Linked DNA regions of Homo sapiens: all the other regions are linked to region 1. The links are chromatin contacts, found by Hi-C or POLR2A ChIA-PET in ENCODE. All regions are on one chromosome and are shown on one strand. The core of a region is the stretch at or near the end of the contact, and the rest is flanking DNA. Distances in the headings are between cores, read along the strand shown.

Region 1 (3,807 bases), core at 65-2,564:
CCTCATTCTCAAAAACAAAAAAACAAAACAAAACAAAAGAAAAAACAGGGAAGAAGATTAAGTGGCAAGTGAGGTAGGTGAAACCAATGGGGTATCCTATAACTCAAGTAAGTTGAGGAATGAGACCAGACCTTTGGATTTACATTGCAGAGGTCATCTGTGACTTTGACTAGAAGTTTTGTTAGAATGTTGCAGGGTGACATCTTGTTTGGTGTATGAGTCAGAGTTCTCCACAGACAGACCTAATGAGAGAGGGATGGATGGATGGATGGATGGATGGATGGACGAATGGATGGATAGTTGGTTGGGAGGGAAAGGGGAATTGGCTCACGTGTAAATTGCGTTGGTCTTGAAAAGATGTTTCCTTAAACTGCGAGTCTGACGTATTTGCACATTTTTCTGGAAACAACGCCTATATCTCTTGGAGATGTTCAAAGAGGGCGGGCTCGGTGGCTTACACCTGTAATCCCAGCACTTTAAGAGGCTGAGGCTGGAAGATCGCTTCTCTTGAGTCCCAGCCTGGGCAATATGGCGAAACCCCATCTCTACAAACAAAACAAAACAAAACAAAAATTAGCAGGCCGTGGTGGCACACACCTGGAGTCCCAGGTACTGGGGAGGCTGAGGTGGGGAGAACAGCTTGAGCCTGGGTAGCAGAGGTTGCAGTGAGCCGAGATCGCACCATTGCACTCCGGGCAACAGAGTGAGACCCTGTCAAAAAAAAAAATGTTCAAAGGGGTTAGTGGTCCCAGAGAAAGGATCACTTCATTAATAATTAAGATGATTAGCCGGTCATGGTGGCTCACGCCTGTAGTCCCAGCTACTTAGGAGACTGAGGAACGACAATCGCTTGAACCCGGGAGGCGGAGGTCGCAGTGAGCTGAGATTACGCCGCTGCACTCCAGCCTGGGCAAGAGTGAGACTCGGTTTCAAAAAAAAAAAAAAAAGAAAAAAGAATTAAGATGGCCGGGCGCGGTGGCTCACGCCTGTAATCCCAGCACTTTGGGAGGCCGAGGAGAGCGGATCACGAGGGCGGGAGATCGAGACCATCCTGGCTAAAACGGTGAAACCCTGTCTCTGCTAAAAACACAAAAAAATTAGCCGGGCGTGGTGGTGGGCGCCTGTAGTCCCAGCTACTCAGGAGGCTGAGGCAGGAGAATGGCGTGAACCCGGGAGAATGGTGTGCCCCGAGCCTACTTCCCGCGCAGTCCTCCAAGACGCGGCCTCCAGCAGGGGTCGCTGCTTCGCTGCCGCCCTGGCCTCGCGCCCCGCCCGACCCGCTCTCACTGCGCCGGCGCCGGCGGAAGGGGCGGGGCGCAGATAGGGGTAGCCTGGAGGCCTGCAGTCCGCGCGGCCGCGGGGAGGGACGAGAGGGCCTGACGTACAGGTGAGTGCGCCTCTGCTGGCGCGCCGCGCCGGGCCCCCTGCCCGCGCCCCCTGTCACTTCGCCTCTCCGCCCCGCCCACGCTCCCGCCGGGTCTCCCCGTGAGTGTCCCGTGTCCTGCCAGCCTCGGGACGCCCCGCGAGCTCAGGGCTGCGCAGGGACTGTGGTAATTGAGCGCGGCGAAGCCTTCCGTTCCTGCCTCCTGTCGCTCCTGCTGGCTCCGAATGCAGACTGCGAACCCGGGGACGCAGTTGTCCATTTCCTTTGACCTTGGGGACCCAGGAAGGTGCACTGCCCGCGGGGGTGGGGAGGGAGCGAGAGGAATCCGACCCTGTCTCAGCCCACAGCCTCCGAGGTCTCCAAGTAAAGGGAAGGATCTTTAGCTGCATTAGACTTCAAAGCGTTTAGACCAGTTTCTCCATCTTACGGAGCGGTGAACGGGCTCAGGAATGTGGAGCGTTTCCTGGCGTCAAGCAGGTCAAAGTCAGCGCTGCTTTTTTTACAGACACTGCTTTTCTTACAGTCTTCGGTTAGTTCAGATTGTATACCTCTCCTGAAGATGTCACCCAAAACCTCCTATGGGATTCTGCCGTGATCATCTCTCCACTCATCCCACACCAACGCCAAAGAGATCTTTTAAAATGAACTTCCATCAGGTCACTTCCCAGGGTCCATCATTGCGTGTTCTTTTCCTGATTCATTCGAATGCACCCGTCCTCCTGATCAATTTTTATTCCACAGGGTGTTGTTTTGTTTTGTTTTGTTTTGTTTTTTTGAGACGGAGTCTTGCTCTGTCGCCCAGGCTGGAGTGCAATGGCGGGATCTCGGCTCACTGCAAGCTCCGCCTCCCAGGTTCACGCCATTCTCCTGCCTCAGCCTCCCCAGCAGCTGGGACTACAGGCGCACACCGCCACACCCGGCTATTTTTTTTTTTTTTGAGACGCAGTCTCGCTCTGTCGCCCAGGCTGGAGTGCAGTGGCGCGATCTCTGCTCACTGCAAGCTCCGCCTCCCGGGTTCACGCCATTCTCCCGCCTCAGCCTCCCGAGTAGCTGGGACTACAGGCGCCTGCCACCACGCCCGGCTAATTTTTTGTATTTTTAGTAGAGACGGGGTTTCACCGTGTTAGCCAGGATGGTCTCGATTTCCTGACTTCCTGATCCGCACGCCTAAGCCTCCGACAGTGCTGGGATTACAGGCGTGAGCCACCGCGCCCGGCCTGTTTTGTTGTTTTTTTTTTTGACACTCGCTCTGTCGCCGAGGCTAGAATGCACTGGTGTGAACTCGGCTCACTGCAGCCTCCCCCTCCCAGGTTCAAGCGATTCTTCAGCCTCAGCCTCCCAAATAGCTGTGACTACAGGTGTGCACCACCACGCTTGGCTAATTTTTGTATTTTTAGTAGAGACGAGGTTTCACCATGTTGACCAGGCTGGTCTTGAACTCCTGGCCTCAAGTGATCCGCCCGCCTCAGCCTCCCCAAGTACTGGAATTACAGGCATGAGCCACCGCGCCCATACTATTTTTATTTTAGATCTCACTGTGTTGCCCAGGCTGATCTCAAACTCTTGGACACAAGCGAGTCTCCTGCCTTGGCCTCCCAAAGTGCTGGGATTATAGGCGTGAGCCACCTGCCTGACCTCATCTTGCCCTCTCAATCCCCCTTACCCTGCTCCACTTTCTTCCCCCAGTGCATTAACCACCAGCTATCATATAATTTACAGGGTGTTTTTTTTTTTGTCTACCTGTTTCCCCTACTAGACTATAAACTCTACAAGAATAGGAATCTTCGTATTTTTTTCCTCTGCTGAATTCCTAGTGCCCAGATTAGTGCTTGGCACATGGTAAGTGCTTAATTAAGGGGAGGATGCCAGTGTTGCTGAAGCTGAATTTGCAAGAGTCAAATTGGCAGATGAGGTTGGAGAGGAAATGGGGGTTGAGGGAGCACCAGATCCTATAGAGCCTTTAGACCATCGTAGAGACTTTGCTGTTCTCTGAGTGCTTTGGTAGGGATTTGAGGAAAGGAGTGACATCGTATGAATGACTTTATTATGTGCCCACGTGGAGGTGTCAAATAGGCAGCTATTGTGTTGCAGGTCCCCAGGTTCATTGATTCACTAAGAGGACTCAAAAGACTCAGCACGTAGTCATACTCACAGCTGTGATTTATTATAGCAAAAGGATACAAAGCAAAATAAGCAAAGGGAAAAGATGCATGGGACACAGTCTGGAGGAAACCCGGTGCAGTCTTCTAAGAGTCCTCTCCTAGTGGAGTCACATGGGGTATGCTTAATTCTTGCAGCATCAAATTATGACAAGACGTGAGAGATCTATCAGGAAAGCTTGTAGAGCTCATTTTTCCAATAAAAAGTCACATAGGCACTGTCTGCCTAGAATGTGCCAAAATTTCCGCCGCCCAGAAAAAAAG
Region 2 (3,457 bases), core at 442-2,941, 3.2 Mb after region 1:
GGGCATGCTGTAGCAAGGGGAAAAGAAAAATGGGAAAGGTGCAATGGATGCTGCATAGTTGAATAATTATCTGGGTGGCACAATGGGCGAGTCCTGCCGACATGAGCGCTGAGTGAGCGGCTCCGTAACTCTGCCCAAGGCAGCCCCCATGAACAGGCACCAGAAGCGACAGCACCGCTTCGCCTCCCCTTCCAACGAAGAAAAGGATGCCCGCACTCGCTTTACCGTTATGTTTTCAGACACCGACTCGCGGAGCAAACACGCAAACGCACGAGCTCGCTTTACCGAGCCTCGCGCACGTAGGGCGAGCAGGGGATTCTCTGTCGCCCGGGGCTACCGCCTCCCCCGGAAAGAGGCACGGGGCGGACCGCGGGCGCGGGTGGGCAGGGAAGCCCGGGCGGTGGCACCTCAGGTGACACCCACAGTCTCTCCAGCGAGAGCAGCCCCGGGGCGGTCCCTGCAGCCAAGCCCCAGGCGCGCCCGCCGCCGTCTCCCTCGGCACCCAGCCCCGCTGGCGGGTGGGCGGTGGGCGCTCGGAAAACCCGCGGATGGGGGTGGGGGCCGGGGCGGGGAAGGCGCGCCCATCCATCCCCGTCACCTTTGCGGGCCACACACCACTCGGTCTGCTCCGGCCAGTAAGGAAGAGTTCCTCTCCCAACACCCCCTCCCCGAAAAAAGCAATTCCTCAGGGACTCGCGCTCACCGTGAAATCTTGGGGGCTCACGCCTTACCCCTTCTTCATGCTTCGGCAGCGGTCGCCGGTCCCCCTCGGCTCGCGGGACTCCGCCTAGAGCCCCCAGGAGGGTCGGGCTCTGGGGCGGAACCCGCTCAGGGCAGCGGCCCAGGCGCCAGGCCACAGGGAACGCCGCCTGGGGCGCCAACCCGCCGCCGGACCCACCGTGTGCTCGACGCGCGAGTGAACAACACCGCGAGCTGCCGTTCCCCCCGCCCCCTCCCCGCGCGAGACGCTCCACAACCGGGCGCAGGGACCCGCGCCAGAAGCAGGGGGGACCGCGAGACTCTTTCCGCCTATGGTCCCATCCTTGCCCCCCGCCCCAGGAGCTATTCCTGGCCAGTCAGAGGTCTCAAAACTTCAGATTCTCACTTTCCTCTTCAGCCTCCAGTGCCCAGGTGCAGCCGAGGTGGGAAATCCAGCCTCCGCCCACTCCCCCATTAGTGGGGCCGAAGCTCGCTCTTCCCCCCTTTCCTGAGGTTCTGTGGTATTGCCCAATCCTCAGTTTGGGGGAGGGGGACGAAGAGAACACTGCTTGGCTAGGGAATGAGGGAAGATGATAGCCAATTGAATGGAACATCCATTCGGGGGCGGGGTCAAAGGGGGACACGCCCCCGTTCCGCCCCCTCGTTGCAAACTACACTTCCCATTGTGCCCTCTCGCGCTTCCTGCCGCGCTGCACGCTGGGAGTGCAGGACCGCGAGGCCTCAAGGTATTTTGGAACTCATATTCTTTAGTCAACTAGGTCCTAAATGTTATAAACTATTATAATTCTCCCTTTTTCCCTAGATAAACTTTTTTAAGCTCTCAGCTCGACAGTAGTTATTCTAATAATAATTAGCTTATTGTTTCAAAATGTAAGACATTATTTCTTAGCAAAGAAAGTTAATGATGTGTTCCATTGCAATCTGTCAGGACCTGGGAGCCTCTTCTTCTTCCGCCCTGGCAGGGTCTCCGCAGAAGATTTGTTGCCGTCATGTCGGCTGCGATTGCAGCTCTGGCCGCTTCCTATGGTTCGGGTTCAGGGTCCGAATCGGACTCGGACAGTGAGAGCAGTCGGTGTCCGCTGCCAGCCGCCGACTCCCTCATGCACTTGACTAAATCGCCTTCATCAAAGCCGTCTCTAGCAGTGGCAGTGGACTCGGCTCCGGAGGTGGCAGTTAAGGTAAGCACTTTTGCTACTAATGCAGTGTGGGAATTGTTGGCTTCAGCTCCAGAACTGCCAGCCGCTTGTTAGGTACCGGGTTACCTCTTTCTCAGTGCTCAGAGATAAGTTGCTAACGTTTGAATTTCTTCTCCTTCCCACATGCATCCTCGGGAGAGGCAGAATTGGAAGTTCGGAATAGCCCTCCGATGCTCTCTGCCCTTGCCTCCCGCCATCAGAAAGCAAGTGGAAGGAGGGGATGAAATTTGAATTTGTGGATTAGGGACATAGCCTGGAAAGTGCAGGTGTAATCTCGGAACATAAGTGAAATTAGATCAGGACTTCCCAAACTAGAGTATTGTGTGAGCAGTGGCCTCGATTTGTCTTATTTTTGAAGAACTAGGTTCTAATCCTGGCACCACCACTTGTGTGAACTTGGACAAGTTATGCAGCCTCCTTTCTTTCCTCACCTGTACAGTGGAGATCATTTTCAAAACATCTGTCTACATGAAAAGATGAGTGTGAAAATTGAGTGAAATTACACAAATAAAGCATATAGCACAGAGCCAACTAGTGAGAGTGCAGTAAATGTTTTATGATTGTGTGTGTTAATACAGTGAGAAAAAGGCCTTGGATTTGAGAAACAGCTGCATGATCTCAATGGAGGAAGCTGATTAATAAGGCAAGAGTTTCCAGGCAGAGGTGACAGGCAAGCCTGAGAACGCAAAGAGCCTAGTGGGTTTGAAGAACTGAGGAAAAGCTGATGTGTCTGGAGCCTGATGAGAGCATCTACCAATTGGTAGTGTAGGCCCAGTAGAGCCCGAGGTAGGTGATCAGCTCAAGATGTGAAGAGGGGAGGCGGTGTCCAAAAATTCCTTTGTATCATGTCCCCAAGTCTAGTTTAATGACTTAAGAAGTGTTTTACAGGTTTTTAACAAGCTGTATGTGAATTTTACTTTTTAAAAATGGACATCTGTCATGAAAGAATGCTTAGAATCCTCCTAACTTCCTATCAAAACAAAACTTTCCAAACTTAAGCCCCTCCAGTAACCTCCTGAGTCTTCTCCTTTCACAGCTCAGCTTTTTGGAGCTCTCTTTTTGTCTTCGTCTCATTTTCTCCTCAACCCAATGCAGTCTGGCCCTATCCTCTTGGGAAACTACTGTCTGTGAGTGATGTCCCAGGCCTTCCAGTTGTCAAGTTCAGCCATCTGACTTAAATGTCTGCATCAAATGACACTGTTCATTAGTTCCTCTTTCTTGAAACTTTCTCTCCGTTTCGCTTCCATGGGGCTCTACTCAGCATTCTGTTCCAATTATTTTACTCTCCCTTTTCAATACTGGTGTTTCCCAGGACTCTGCTCTTAGTCCTCTTTGCATTCCACATATTCTCCCATACCTTCAACCTCAGGCTGTGCTGCTTCTAGCTCAAGGTGAACACCGTGAAATGGTTAGCACAGGCTCTGGAATTAAGACTGTAATTCAAATCCTGCCTCCAGCACTTACCCACCTGGGGACCTTGGATAAGTTACTTAAATGCTCTGTACCTAATTTTTGCTGATCTGTAAAGTAGGAATAACAGT
Region 3 (3,816 bases), core at 523-3,022, 3.8 Mb after region 1:
ATCATTATAAAATAAGCAACATTTATTATCTTTTGTCCCAATCCGCAGTTTGAGTTGGATGCTTATAAAACATGGCAAGAGGGCTGGGTGCGGTGGCCTCCCAGCACTTTGGGAGGCCGAAGTGGGCAGATCACCTGAGGTCAGGAGTTCAAGACAAGCCTGGCAAACATGGTGAAACCTCGTCTCTACTAAAATACAAAAATTGGCCGGGTGTGTTGGCATGCACCTGTAATCCCAGCTACTCGGGAGGCTAAGGCAGGAGAATCGCTTGAACCCAGGAGGCAGAGGTTGCAGTGAGCCGAGATCACGCCACTGAACTCCAGCCTGGGCAACAGAGCGAGACTCCGTCTCAGACAAACAAAACAAAGCAAGAGTAGTTTATGTACCTAGCTCACAACATAGCTTCTTTCAACAGGTTTCACGGAGACACGTGAACCACGTTCTTGTAAGACAAGAGCTATTCTACAGGGTATCTAGAGTGCAAACCCAAACCATGTCTTTTTCAGTGGATTTTTCATGTTGACATCATCTTATTTCACTTTGGGGAAAGTTTTTTTCTAAGGATGATAGCGAAAAGTCCTTTTGTCTTGTGACAATAGCAATTTTTATGTCAGCTTGGGTTTTTTTCCTCCCATATTCCCAAGTAAAAGTAATAACTTTGTTACCAGTTTTGCCATCTGAGGTTAAACTGTTTGACCATGGCTTGACGACTATTTTATACTTAACACTTATAAAATATTAGACTGATAGTTATTTAAGTTACCACCAGTGATAGCTCTGGAATCCCTGTTTTATTAATTTCCAGGTAAATCCTTCTTAAGCACATGGGAAGATAGCACTGTAAATTTTGGGGGGTAAGGAGAACCTCCATCAATTAATACATCAGCTTGATAAAATTCAAAGAAAAACATGATCAAATAAGTTCAGATTATATTTAACACATTCAGTTTCTAGAAGTAGTTTTGCTGAATAAATTCCCACCAGTTGAGCTAATGGAGCAACGGAGCTGCCAGTGCTTCCCGGAGGCTGCTGTGCTCAGCCAATTCGGAGGCATGGCGAGCCACACGGTGGGAGGTGGGTAAAGCCGGGGCCCTCCAAGGCTGGGCGCCACGTTGCTTTTCTCTTCTGAAATAGGAAGACAATGCTTCTGGCTATTGTATAAACCAGCCGAGGACTGCTTTCATTCGCACATCAGCCAAGGCGTGAGCAGAATTAAAGCGCCTTCTAATTCGACCCCTGGCAACGTGCGCGTCACGGACAAATGTTTAGTTTTAACGCCTGGCTGCGTTCGCCTTGGGAAAACACACTTTTAAGAATGGCCAAGTACCTCAGCAGTCGCGGTGAACTGCACAAGATCAAAACCACCACGCCAACCCAGCGCTGGCCACCGTCCCCGCTGAACCCCGCCAACACCCCTAAGGACCCACCCATGTTTTCTGCTAATCATTTTTTTTTTCTAAACAGCTCTGCACAGCCTTTCCTCATTCCGTTCCCGCTCTCCCCACCCACTCTGCGTTCGATCCGAGGTTTCTAGTCCCCAGCTGGACATCACAGCACCAACTCCCACTCAGGAGCCGGCCAGAGCCCGAGCCGCAGCGCAGTGGGCAGCTCCCCGCGCTCTCCGCCAGGCCCTCGGCCAGCCAGCCGCCACTCGGCCGCGAGTGATTGACAGGCGGCAGCAGCTATAGGCCGTGGAGGTGGGACGATGCGTCACTTCCTGGTCTTTTGGGGGGAGCCGGGATATATAAGGGCGGTGCTCACGCAGCGCTCTCGCTTACACAGTATGGCCGGCGACATTAGCTAGCGCTCGCTCTACTCTCTCTAACGGGAAAGCAGCGGAATACAAGAGACTGAACTGTATCTGCCTCTATTTCCAAAAGACTCACGTTCAACTTTCGCTCACACAAAGCCGGGAAAATTTTATTAGTCCTTTTTTTAAAAAAAGTTAATATAAAATTATAGCAAAAAAAAAAAGGAACCTGAACTTTAGTAACACAGCTGGAACAATCCGCAGCGGCGGCGGCAGCGGCGGGAGAAGAGGTTTAATTTAGTTGATTTTCTGTGGTTGTTGGTTGTTCGCTAGTCTCACGGTGATGGAAGCTGCACATTTTTTCGAAGGGACCGAGAAGCTGCTGGAGGTTTGGTTCTCCCGGCAGCAGCCCGACGCAAACCAAGGATCTGGGGATCTTCGCACTATCCCAAGGTGGGTCCCCGGGGCGCTCGCTGACATCCGGGCCTGGGGGCTGTCGCCGCCGCCGAGGCACCAGCCACGGGTGGAGCCCGAGTTCCCTCAGCTTTCAGTTGGGGGCAAGTCTGCGGCCTGGGGTCGCTTCGGCGGCCTTGGAAGGTGCGCGGTTTGGGGGAGAGCGGCCATGTCCACGCGGGCCGGAGCCGGCTTCTCCCGCCGTGGTTGCCGCGCCTGGCATTGCCCTGGGGGAGGGGAGGAGGCCGGCGCGGCCGCGTGCTCAGGTAACGTCCCGCGCTGGGCGGCGGGCGGCGCGGCCCGGGGTGGTTTTGCGGCCCGCGCCTCCCGACATTTCCCTCCGTAGTAGTTGGCGGCAGGGGCCCCAGGTGGGGGTCGGGGGCGCCTGCGCGGGTTGCCTCCGGCAGGTGTGGCTCGGCGGGCTTAGTCAGGCGCTAATTCGGGCGTGCCGGCTTCGGGGAATGGAGGGCGGGAGCGGCGCTTGTTCTTGCCTCGGGCGCGGATAGGAGGGGCCCTCCCGGCCTTGTCTGAGGGGCTGGCGAAGAGGCCTCCCACCCGCGGCGGCCGCGGGCAGCATGTGGCGTTCGGGCGGCGGGGATTGGGCGGGAGCAGTTATGTCGCAGTGGCGGGGCCCCACCGCTCCCCTAACATGCTCTGCGCCAGAGCCTTTTCGGGGCGGCTGGGCAGACGGCGCAGTCCCCGGGGCCGCCCTCGACACGGCCGCTGAGGCCGCTGGGGGCTGCTCCCCAATCTCTTGACCTTGGGTTGTGTAACCTGCTACGGAGCCGGCGGAGCGGGGCGGGAGAGGTGCGGGTGGAGGGAGGCCCGCCTGCCCCAGGACATAATGCCTCTAATGCCTTAAGCTTGAGCAAAGGAATCTGGGGCCCACTCCCACTGCGGGCCGTCACGCGAGAGATACTTGGGCTGACCGCGCCGAAGAGGCGTTTTAGTTGGTATTGCTGTGGAAATCCATGCTTATATAAAAGCCCAGAGATCCCGTGGATGCTTAGGCCTTGTTCCTGGCGGCGGTCGCACCGGTGGCCACCAATGGCCTTCCTAGGCCCTGCCACCGGATCCCTGGCTCCTCTGCGCACGAGTGCGGCTAGGGTGGCGGTGCAGCGGAGTAACTGGCGTGGCCAGCTTCATTGAGAGGCGGCGACCAATGGGCTCCTGGGCCGCACTCAGAGCCTGGCCCCAGGGTGTGGACCAATGGGCGTTTTAGGAGTGTTAGCTGTTCTTGGAGCTGTCCCTTGACAAAAAGCAACTGGAAAAGGGAATCCAGGCAGACACGTGCTACCGAGACTTTAAGGCACGACGGGAAACCCGGTTTCTAGCAGTGTATCTTGAACGATTCCATTGTAGAAAAAAATACTAGTCATAGCTAAAATGTCACACGTCTCATTTTTTTCAAGCTTCGTGTGACACTTAAAATGTCTATAGCGCTTACTACGTGCCAGGCTCACGTGAGATTATAGGAAGCGGACTTTGGTCATGGAGAAGCTTAGTATTTCCTTCATTTCACAGATGAGAAAGATGGTATTTGTGATAGACGTTTGGTAAAACGATTGTGATCAGGATAATTAACCTAGAAAATCTTGGCAAGAACCTAGAAA

Evidence for each region. A loop is a pair of places that touch in the nucleus more often than their neighbours do. ChIA-PET counts read pairs that join two places held with the same protein, here RNA polymerase II (POLR2A). Pooled maps may share reads with other maps.
Region 2: a loop to region 1 is called in a map of CD8-positive, alpha-beta T cell, with 8 times the contacts of the local background. The contact joins the promoter of CDC40 here to the promoter of MTRES1 in region 1. A Hi-C loop is called at or near these places in 2 of 168 maps with a recorded cell type or tissue (CD8-positive, alpha-beta T cell and naive thymus-derived CD4-positive, alpha-beta T cell) and 10 of 50 pooled maps.
Region 3: a map of naive thymus-derived CD4-positive, alpha-beta T cell shows a loop between it and region 1 (31-fold over the local background). The contact joins the promoter of AMD1 here to the promoter of MTRES1 in region 1. A Hi-C loop is called at or near these places in 1 of 168 maps with a recorded cell type or tissue (naive thymus-derived CD4-positive, alpha-beta T cell) and 6 of 50 pooled maps. POLR2A ChIA-PET finds 5 or more read pairs at or near these places in 1 of 52 experiments (CD4-positive, alpha-beta memory T cell).

What each region holds. Positions count from the first base shown.
Region 1 is chr6:107,026,885-107,030,691 of GRCh38, forward strand. MTRES1 (mitochondrial transcription rescue factor 1) reads left to right here and starts at 1,315. Exons shown (of 4, transcript NM_016487.5): 1 at 1,315-1,387. RefSeq lists a silencer at 1,134-1,603 and enhancers at 1,714-1,823, 1,934-2,033.
Region 2 is chr6:110,178,736-110,182,192 of GRCh38, forward strand. CDC40 (cell division cycle 40) reads left to right here and starts at 1,692. Exons shown (of 15, transcript NM_015891.3): 1 at 1,692-1,898. The coding sequence starts at 1,710. WASF1 (WASP family member 1) reads right to left here and starts at 935. Exons shown (of 11, transcript NM_003931.3): 1 at 704-935; 2 at 1-7. RefSeq lists silencers at 295-614, 855-964.
Region 3 is chr6:110,873,013-110,876,828 of GRCh38, forward strand. AMD1 (adenosylmethionine decarboxylase 1) reads left to right here and starts at 1,773. Exons shown (of 9, transcript NM_001634.6): 1 at 1,773-2,203. The coding sequence starts at 2,094. RefSeq lists enhancers at 2,195-2,910, 2,911-3,625 and silencers at 2,348-2,597, 2,658-2,727, 2,758-2,947.